Linked DNA regions of Homo sapiens: regions 2 and 3 are each linked to region 1. A link is a contact called in ENCODE Hi-C or POLR2A ChIA-PET data. All regions are on one chromosome and are shown on one strand. Each heading gives the region's core, a stretch centred on a gene start or an enhancer-like site at or near the end of the contact. The rest is flanking DNA. Distances are from core to core; before and after follow the strand shown. Region 1 overlaps MSI2 (musashi RNA binding protein 2). Region 2 overlaps MSI2 (musashi RNA binding protein 2). Region 3 overlaps MSI2 (musashi RNA binding protein 2).

Evidence for each region. A loop is a pair of places that touch in the nucleus more often than their neighbours do. ChIA-PET counts read pairs that join two places held with the same protein, here RNA polymerase II (POLR2A). Pooled maps may share reads with other maps.
Region 2: a map with no recorded cell type shows a loop between it and region 1 (4-fold over the local background). The contact joins two enhancer-like sites. A Hi-C loop is called at or near these places in 6 of 168 maps with a recorded cell type or tissue (Caco-2, Caki2, OCI-LY7 and 3 more), 5 of 37 single-sample maps with no recorded cell type and 6 of 50 pooled maps. POLR2A ChIA-PET finds 5 or more read pairs at or near these places in 6 of 52 experiments (GM12878, HepG2, OCI-LY7 and 2 more).
Region 3: a pooled map shows a loop between it and region 1 (2.5-fold over the local background). The contact joins two enhancer-like sites. A Hi-C loop is called at or near these places in 4 of 168 maps with a recorded cell type or tissue (HepG2, IMR-90, astrocyte of the cerebellum and 1 more), 8 of 37 single-sample maps with no recorded cell type and 12 of 50 pooled maps. POLR2A ChIA-PET finds 5 or more read pairs at or near these places in 9 of 52 experiments (AG04450, B cell, GM10248 and 6 more).

Annotation. Positions count from the first base shown.
Region 1 is chr17:57,407,173-57,409,872 of GRCh38, reverse strand. All of the region lies in intron 6 of MSI2 (musashi RNA binding protein 2), which reads right to left. Among named protein-coding and RNA genes, the nearest start is that of MSI2, 150 kb to the right of the region's middle. Within about 2 kb of position 1,277, at least 13 of the 41 ENCODE cell types and tissues checked have a DNase peak (open chromatin) inside an H3K27ac peak, as active enhancers do; they include GM12878 and OCI-LY7, where a contact is called at or near this core.
Region 2 is chr17:57,356,183-57,358,882 of GRCh38, reverse strand. All of the region lies in intron 5 of MSI2 (musashi RNA binding protein 2), which reads right to left. Among named protein-coding and RNA genes, the nearest start is that of MSI2, 100 kb to the right of the region's middle. Within about 2 kb of position 1,427, at least 23 of the 41 ENCODE cell types and tissues checked have a DNase peak (open chromatin) inside an H3K27ac peak, as active enhancers do; they include GM12878 and OCI-LY7, where a contact is called at or near this core.
Region 3 is chr17:57,458,280-57,460,979 of GRCh38, reverse strand. The region is part of intron 6 of MSI2 (musashi RNA binding protein 2); the gene reads right to left. Among named protein-coding and RNA genes, the nearest start is that of MSI2-AS1, 150 kb to the left of the region's middle. Within about 2 kb of position 1,364, at least 3 of the 41 ENCODE cell types and tissues checked have a DNase peak (open chromatin) inside an H3K27ac peak, as active enhancers do.

The sequences.
Region 1 (2,700 bases), core at 28-2,527:
CCACGCTCAGTTAATTTTTTGTATTTTTAGTAGAGACAGGGTTTCACCATGTTGGCCAGGCTGGTCTCGAACTCCTGACCTCATGATTCGCCCGCCTTGGCCCCCCAAAGTGCTGGGATTACAGGCGTGAGCCACTGTGCCTGTGCCCCACACTCTTTCATCTGTCTCCCACGCACTACTTGTACCAAGTAATCATCAACATTTCATGGTAACAGCCCCTCCATCAGATTCTTCCTTCCTGGAAACATCAATGGTCACACAAACGTCCCACAAAGAAGAAAGGCCCATCACCTAGGCTGCAGAAGGTATGAGTCCTTGTGGCAAATCAAATCCCACTTTGCCAGTAACTCGACTTAGGAAGACAACACAAAATGGAGGAAGAAATGGAAGCAGCATATACAAATTCAATCTATTCCATCTCCTATTTATTTTATGCAAAGTTTTCCTGGTCCTTATTAATGCCGGCTTTCCCTCCGCCATTTAATCTCTGCTTCCATTTCATTCTTAGAGGCCTGTGATTATTCTAATTCAGCATTTGGATGACTTCATTTCCACTCAAGTACACCCAGGTCAACTTGGATAGAAAAGAAAGAGGAGGAGAAGAAAAATAATCAGCTAAAAGCTATTAAATATCAGCCGTGTGCCTCATGATTGGTTTTAAAGGCAGTGGTGAGGTTAGCAACAGTCAGAAACTCAACCCTTTTGCCTCTTCCTGCATATTAACATTTTTTTCTGGGGCTCTCACTAATATGGCTTCGAATGTAAATAAAGTACAGATTGGCAGCCCACTTTTAGCTAATTCACAAATACCAAGTCTGAATATACGGAGCTGTAAAAATTTAGAGGGTGGTAACTTGACAAATCTGGCCGGTCTACAGAGAGACTATTTCTAAGAGGACAAAAGAAGAAAATAAAGAAAGAAAATGGAAGAAAAAGAAAAGCATACAGGACCTGTGTAAGGGGGTATCCTACGGAGGTGGGGGGCGGGTGGGAATCTCCATATCAATGTTCACTCCACCGAACAACAGAGTTCGATTTCAATGCCAAGTCTAAATGAACTGCGCTTTCTCCTCCATAAGAACCACCCCTTGCACCCACTGGCACAAGCTTGAACCATGATTTCTGGTACACTTTCAGTTCCCACTGAACTACATCTAGGGAGAAAAAGGCTTTATTTTCTCCTACTAACAACTCCATTGTTAAGTGACGTCTTCAGAGGGCCCAGGAGGACTCTGGGAAGGTGAGCTGGTGGAAGTACTTCATACCGCCCCCCCGCCCCTACCCACCCAGGGCTCATTAACTCCTTTGTGCCCAAGGGCTCCCCTACCGCTGGCTCTCCTCTCCTTGCCGCAGCAGAAAAAGTAAATACAGCTAAATCATACCAGGAAATGCGGTCAAACAGCAAAGCTGAAGTTTGAGCCTTGTTCTTCTATTCGGCCTTGTTCCTCTACCTACTATGCAAATGCACATGGCATTTGATTAGCACAATCTCAAAGTTTTCCCAGCTTGCTACCCAGAAGGCATCCTAGTTTTCTATTTGTATATTTTAAAACACTGTTAACGAGCAATAATAATGTCTGATGCCTTTGCCTAACAACAGCTGGCTATATTTTATATACTAAGAGGGAAATGGGAAGTTTTCCTAGAAACCCAGTATTTCAGAATCTCCTTTTTGAAGCAAAAATACGAAAATTTAAGAGAAGTAACGTTAGGGTGCTCAATCTTTAGAACTCGACAACCTTACTGGCTTCAGCCGAAATCAGTCTATGGAGGAAAAGTTCACCAGGAAAACACAAAGTTGTTTAGCAGGAGGGTTTACCTGCAAAGCCCCAGGATCATATTACTCATGGGTAAGGTTTGTTTGCCTCTGCCACCTGGCCTAGAAGGTGGAGGAGGCAGAGGAAGCAGGATTCTCCTGTCTACTCGCTGTGCTGTTTCCCACTGAGCAGCTTGGCCAGGGGTCAGGGGGCAAATAAAGTCCCCTCCCCTTATGACACACTTCCAGAGGGAGATGCTGACACAAACCAGGCAGAAGATTAATAAAACATGGGGACAGTGTTGGCTTTGTTCTGGGCTATTAGAGGAAGAAAATTTAAACACAAAAGTAGCCTTCAGCCAGGGAAGAGCGTGCGCATGGTCCTTCCTGGTCCAGCCTACAATTGTCGTTGAAGAAGGTCTGAAGGGCAACACCCAGGCTCTCCAGAAAAAGGTGGAGCAGAGGACAGGGTGAGGCCCGGGAGGCTGACCACTCCCCGGGCAACCCACCTACATGAACCACTTCAGAGGACAAAGCCTCACGGGAGCTCAGATGTCCACAAAGGACACACAAGACTTTTGTTTTCCAAGCCTCCTCTGAGAGAACCACACTGCACAGAGCTCTGTTTATCTACGACACACATTTAAAGCAAGAAAACACTACCTGAGGATCACAGTCCACTCTCAGGCTTATTTATCTTCTCACAGATCTCATGCCTTTTAAATTTCAAAGGGCTTTATGAGACTTTTATTCCAGGTATGACTCTCCTCACACATACAGTATCAAAAGGGGTGTCTGAGTGGGGGCCATGAATGCAGCTTCGCACCTGCACAGAAAACCCCGGAGCTGGGAGATCGCAGGCACCCAGCGCTTCCTCGGGCCTCACTCACCCACAATCGCCCACGCTGGCCGGATAAACGGGAAGGTCTCATTACATTAAAAAA
Region 2 (2,700 bases), core at 178-2,677, 51 kb after region 1:
GATACGTTGCTAGGGCTGGGCCCTAGCAACATATCATCTTCGATTTCACCTACAATCTTCTTGACCATATTTACATTTTAACATGTACAACACTTTAGGTACAGACACTTCTATAAAACTGTTAGAAGTGCAATGAAAATCAGCACTTCTTTTATTTGTCCTAAAATTATTTTCCTCAAACCTTGTACTTATGGTTTTCATGGAATTTGTGTGACCTTCCCTCTTTTAACCTCACTGGGCCATTTCATTTGCACAATGAAAGCTTTGATCTAACAAACCTCCAAGGCCCCCTCCAAACGCTAATGACTAGGATCTCACATCCCATATTCACCTTTCTAATACATCACTTTCATACTCAACCTTCTCCAATCTCACTTTTCCAAAAGATCCTTGTACTAGTGATGACTTTCTAGGATGACCATTAGTCCATAAGATGCCTTTGCATGAATCAGAAAAAGATGCTTCCTTCCTTCAAATGGACGCAGCCTGGCCTCAGAGCCTTGAGTCATTCAAGGTGTTACCTGGCAAGCCCTTAACCTTAAATATCATTGCAATCTTCAGAAGAGCCAGCTTCAGCCCATGAATGCAACCACCCAGGAGAAAAAATGCCTGAAGGAGTCATTCTGGTTTTACAGGTACAAATGCTGTCCATAAACACACACACACACACACACACACCCCCCCACACACACAGAAAAACCCACGAAGATCTTTCTCTTCTTCCCTCTGCCCTCAACTTTTCACTGATGCTTTTCTTTAAGGGCAAATAGTTGCCAAGGTCTATAACTGCAAGCTTTGCAACTCCCCGTGGGAGCCAAGCCTGCCAAGTGTGGTGCCTCAAATAGCAGCCCCCAAAGCTGTGGGGTTCACTGAGTATCATTCAAGACAGAAGCAGGAAAGCATGTGTGTGACCACAAGACCTCAGAAAGGAGATGGGGCTGTACAGAGATCCTGGCTGGATGATCAAGTCACTAAGGTCAAAGGTAAGGGCAAAGACTCAGTCAAGAGAAACAACAGAGCACCTTCAGCTCATCAAAAAAAAAGATTAATGTATTAATCGGAACACTAAGCATTTCTCCCTTGAGTATTTTCTCTTCCTATTTACTGATCAAATCTTTGTGAATGAAAGCACAATCCTCTTACTGGATCAAGAACGACACATACACAAAAGCCCCTCAACTGAAAAATCAAGTCGGGCAGGTCATGATTTCACCTTTATGTGAACAGGATGCAACCACAAAGGCCTGGATAGGGAGCTGGTGGCGCAGCTCCCACCAGCGTCATCGTTAATAAGTAAGCAGCAGCGGCCTATGCAAAGCTCTCCTCGCCCTGGCAAGCACACTGACCAGGTCTGAGCAGGCACGACCCAGCGGTGCCAAGAAAGCACAAGGTCTGGGGCAGAGCAGGAGGGAGGGGAGGTGTCTGTGTGCTGCCGAATGAAGCTCAAGTGGCTGGATCCAGCTCCGAAGGCCAGAAGCTCTAAGCAGCCCCTTCTACACCACACCACCCACTTCCTAATGTTGTTTTTCCCACCGGCGGTGGACTCTGACTCTGGGTGGCCTTGGGGGTCCTGGAGCTTAAGACCATGCAGAAGCTGTCACTCGGGAGACCAGAAGTTCAGAAGTAGGAGCTGCAGCCGCCTGGGTCTGTGGTTCTTGGCTGCCCCGAGAGGCAGTTCCTCTGCTTGGGGAGAAAGCAGGGTCTTTGTGGCAGTGAACAAGGCTGTCCTCAAGGAGAAACGGGGCCAGAGCTGCTTTGTTTTCTCAGGAAGGCCTGAATCATTAAGGAGAGAGCAAGCTCTCGAGCACACAAGATGAGAACAAATCAGCCCCGAGAAGCGGGGAAGGGTCTACTGAATGGGCCCTGGGCAGCTGGCCTGGGAGGTGCAATGTTGGAGCGTCTCAACCGGTCCAAAATAACCACACCAATTTGCACACGAATAAGCAAACACAAAACCCCAAAGCGAGGACATTCAAAACCGAAAGCAGCTGCTAATCACCTGTTTAATTTTTTTTTTCTTAAATTAGCTGCAACGAAGAATTTTCAAACTCTCAAATACAATACACGGCTTAACATTTTCATACACCTGTAAAACCAGTAAGTTAAATCCCATTACAAAAGACTCCAACTTATAAAGGAGCAGTTCAAATACAGTTCTTATCAAATATAAACAATGGAAAATGATTTAGGCATAAAACATCAGTCACTGGAAATTAACATTTGAAAAAAATTTTTTTACATAAAAACCATCTGTGTATTGAGATGGTGCACTCTGCTAAACCACAGGCCTAATTAGGAAACTAGGAACCAAGGCATTACAGAGCAATGCATTAAGTTTTGTGTGTTTTCGTCTTTGGGGGAGGGGGGATCTTGCTGAAATCTTATCAATACTGTGTTGTTCTTTCTTCTCTGTACATCTAAAATGATGTCTATGTCGGATTGCTAAGAGTGCTTTTGGCTGACAGACAAAACACAACTTGTCTTAGTCTGGGGTGGTTCTCCCTGCTGACGTCCCCACCCAAGGATAATCTGCTTAAGAGTCCAACCAGGGCATCAAAGTTATCAAGAAGATAAAAATGAAGAAACATGCCCGCCAAAAAAGAAGTTATGCAAAGAGGGGAGATCTGGTATGTGTGGGTAGTAAGGTCCAGAATTAAACCTTTCTTTCCCCGTCACTCTCTTTCCTAAGCAAAAGATTAA
Region 3 (2,700 bases), core at 115-2,614, 51 kb before region 1:
GCAAGGAGGGATTCTGAGCATTGAGCATGGTGAGTGAGCACAGTATGGAAGACACACAGCTCCTGCCTCACGTCTCTCCTTTGGCCGGAAGAAATGCACCACCCAGAGCCTGCCACCCTCCTCAGAACACACTCTGCCATTTCAGTCAACCACGCTTTCTGCCTAGAAAGCTCCTCTCCCTTCTCGGCTCAATGGTGACCTCCCCTTGAAGGCTATAGAAGCCACAGCTCCCCTGCCTATGGATAAAGTACAAGTTTCCTAGCACCACTGGGACCTGCCCCTGCCCACCTCCACCCTACTGCCATGGTTCCTCGCCTCCCTTTGTTCCTTCTGGCATTGCAAACTGCTGTAGTTCTCCAAACACACAGGCGGGGTGCCTCATGTCCCATTAGTACTCTCCCCAGGTGAACCCATCCAGCTCCTCATGATTCCTCTGCCTTCTACCTGCTTTCATGGTGGCGTACATCAAATCTTTTTCTTTTCTTCTCTTTCTTTTTCCTTTTCTTTTCCACTTTCCCTCCCTACCTTCCTCCCCTCTTTCCTTCCAAAGACAGGATTTTGCCCATCAAATCTTTTTCTTTTCTTCTCTTTCTCTCTTTTTCCTTTCCTTTCCTTTTTCTCTTTCCCTCCCTAACTTCCTGCCTTCTTTCCTTCCCAAGACAGGGTTTGGCTCTGTCACCCGGGCTGGAGTGCAATGGTGCAACCACAGCTCACTGCAGCCTCATCCTCCCAAGCTCAAGTGATCCTCCTGCCTCAGCTTCCCAAGTAGCTGGGACTACAGGCATGTGTCACCACGCCCAACTGATTATTTATTTATTTATTTATTTATTTATTTATTTATTTATTTATTTGAGACAGAGTTCCGTTCTGTTGCCCAGGCTGGAGTGCAGTGGCATGATCTTGGCTCACTGCAACCTCCACCCCCCGGGTTCAGGCAATTCTCCTGTCTCAGCCTCCCGAGTAGCTGAGATTACAGGTGCCTGTCATCACGCCCAGCTAATTTTTACATTTTTAGTAGAGACGGGGTTTCACAATGTCGGCCAGGCTGGTCTCGAACTCCTGACCTCAGGTGATCTGCCCGCCTCAGCCTTCCAAAGTGCTGAGATTACAGGTGTGAGCCACCGTGCCCGGCTAATTTTTTAATTTTTTGTAGAGATGAAGTCTTGCTATGTTGCCCAGGCTGGTCTTGAATTCCTGGGCTCAAACAATCCTCCTGCCTCAGCCTCCTAAAGTGCTAGGATTAGAGGCGTGAGTCACCACCACACCCGGCCAAGCCATACTTTCGTTAAATGTTCTGCATGACTCTACCTTACCATGAGGCCATGAGTAAAGGCTGTGCCTCCTGTCTCCAGGACCTACCACTACTCAGATGCAACTGGTGCCTGAATAAACAAACACATGACAGTAGTGACTAAAAGCTGCTCTAATCAAACATCAGGGTTCCCATCTAACAAGTCTTCCTTTTCCTGGGAACCTCGGGACATTTATGGACCTGGAGCCAGAGGTCAAAAGTTCAGGGCCTCCTACCATTCTGATGTCAGAAGAGCAAAAGCCACAGCAGATGATTAAAATCTCTCCCTTCCTGTCTCCAGGCCGCGTGATGCCTTTTTCTAGAAAGTCCGACTGAGGACAATGCCCCCGTGCGGCATCCCATGTTCACCTCACCTTCTCTCACCTCATTCCTTTCCCACCCCTGCCCCCAAAACAAAGCAGGGAGCACTTCAGAAGAAAGTTGACAGTGACCCAAGTTTAACACAAAGGTAGTCATTACCATGTCATGAGGATGTGTGTGAGAAACACTTAGCCCAGGTTCCAAAACACCACAAATGGTTTACCTTTTGTGCCACATAAACACCCTAAACTCAAGTTTTACTCAACACTTATTAAATGGGAAGGAAAACATTAAAGAGCATTGGCCTGCCTCTGCCAAGCTCCCATCCATCCAGCTCTTACAAAGAGGGAGGCATTCTTCCGAGCGACGCAGCAAAACAACCACTGACGAGGTTGAGCTGAAGTTATTTGGTGGCAATTAAAAGGATCTGCCATAGTTACCCAAAGCAAACAACCCAACGCTCTCGCCAGGTGCCCAGCAACCGCGGAGCAGGGACAGGCAAGGGAATTCTCAAATTATCCTCCCACGGCCTGCACAGGGCACCCTCCCACCTGTGAACCAAGCCTGTGTCCCACCTGTATCCCACCTTGAACAAAGCCTGGTTCAAGACATGGTATCAGTAGCAATTAAGAGGGCAATTATTTTCTGGAGTTTATATGCTAACTGATCTGAGTTATGGGCCGAGCAGCTGGGCTTCTTGCTGATAACCCAGAGGCATGGAACACAGAGAGTATTAGAGCTGGAGAGGGGCTCTCCATCCATGTAGCCAGCAGTTCCCAGTCAGAGACTTTGTGCTCCTGAAGAAGATATCAGCAATGAGGCTGTCAGCTTCCAAAAGCCAACCAGAAATTGCACAGTGACCCAGAGTTCTTTCCTTCTGACTAAAGCATGGTAACACTGTGACCTAAATCTCTGATGGCCATTGAGAGATTAAAATATGTATACACACACATATATTAAAAATATGTGGCCGGGCACGGTGGCTCACGCCTATAATCCCAGCACTTTGGGAGGCCAAGGCGGGTGGATCACGAGGTCAAGAGATCGAGACCATCCTGGCTAACACAGTGAAACCCCGTCTCTACTAA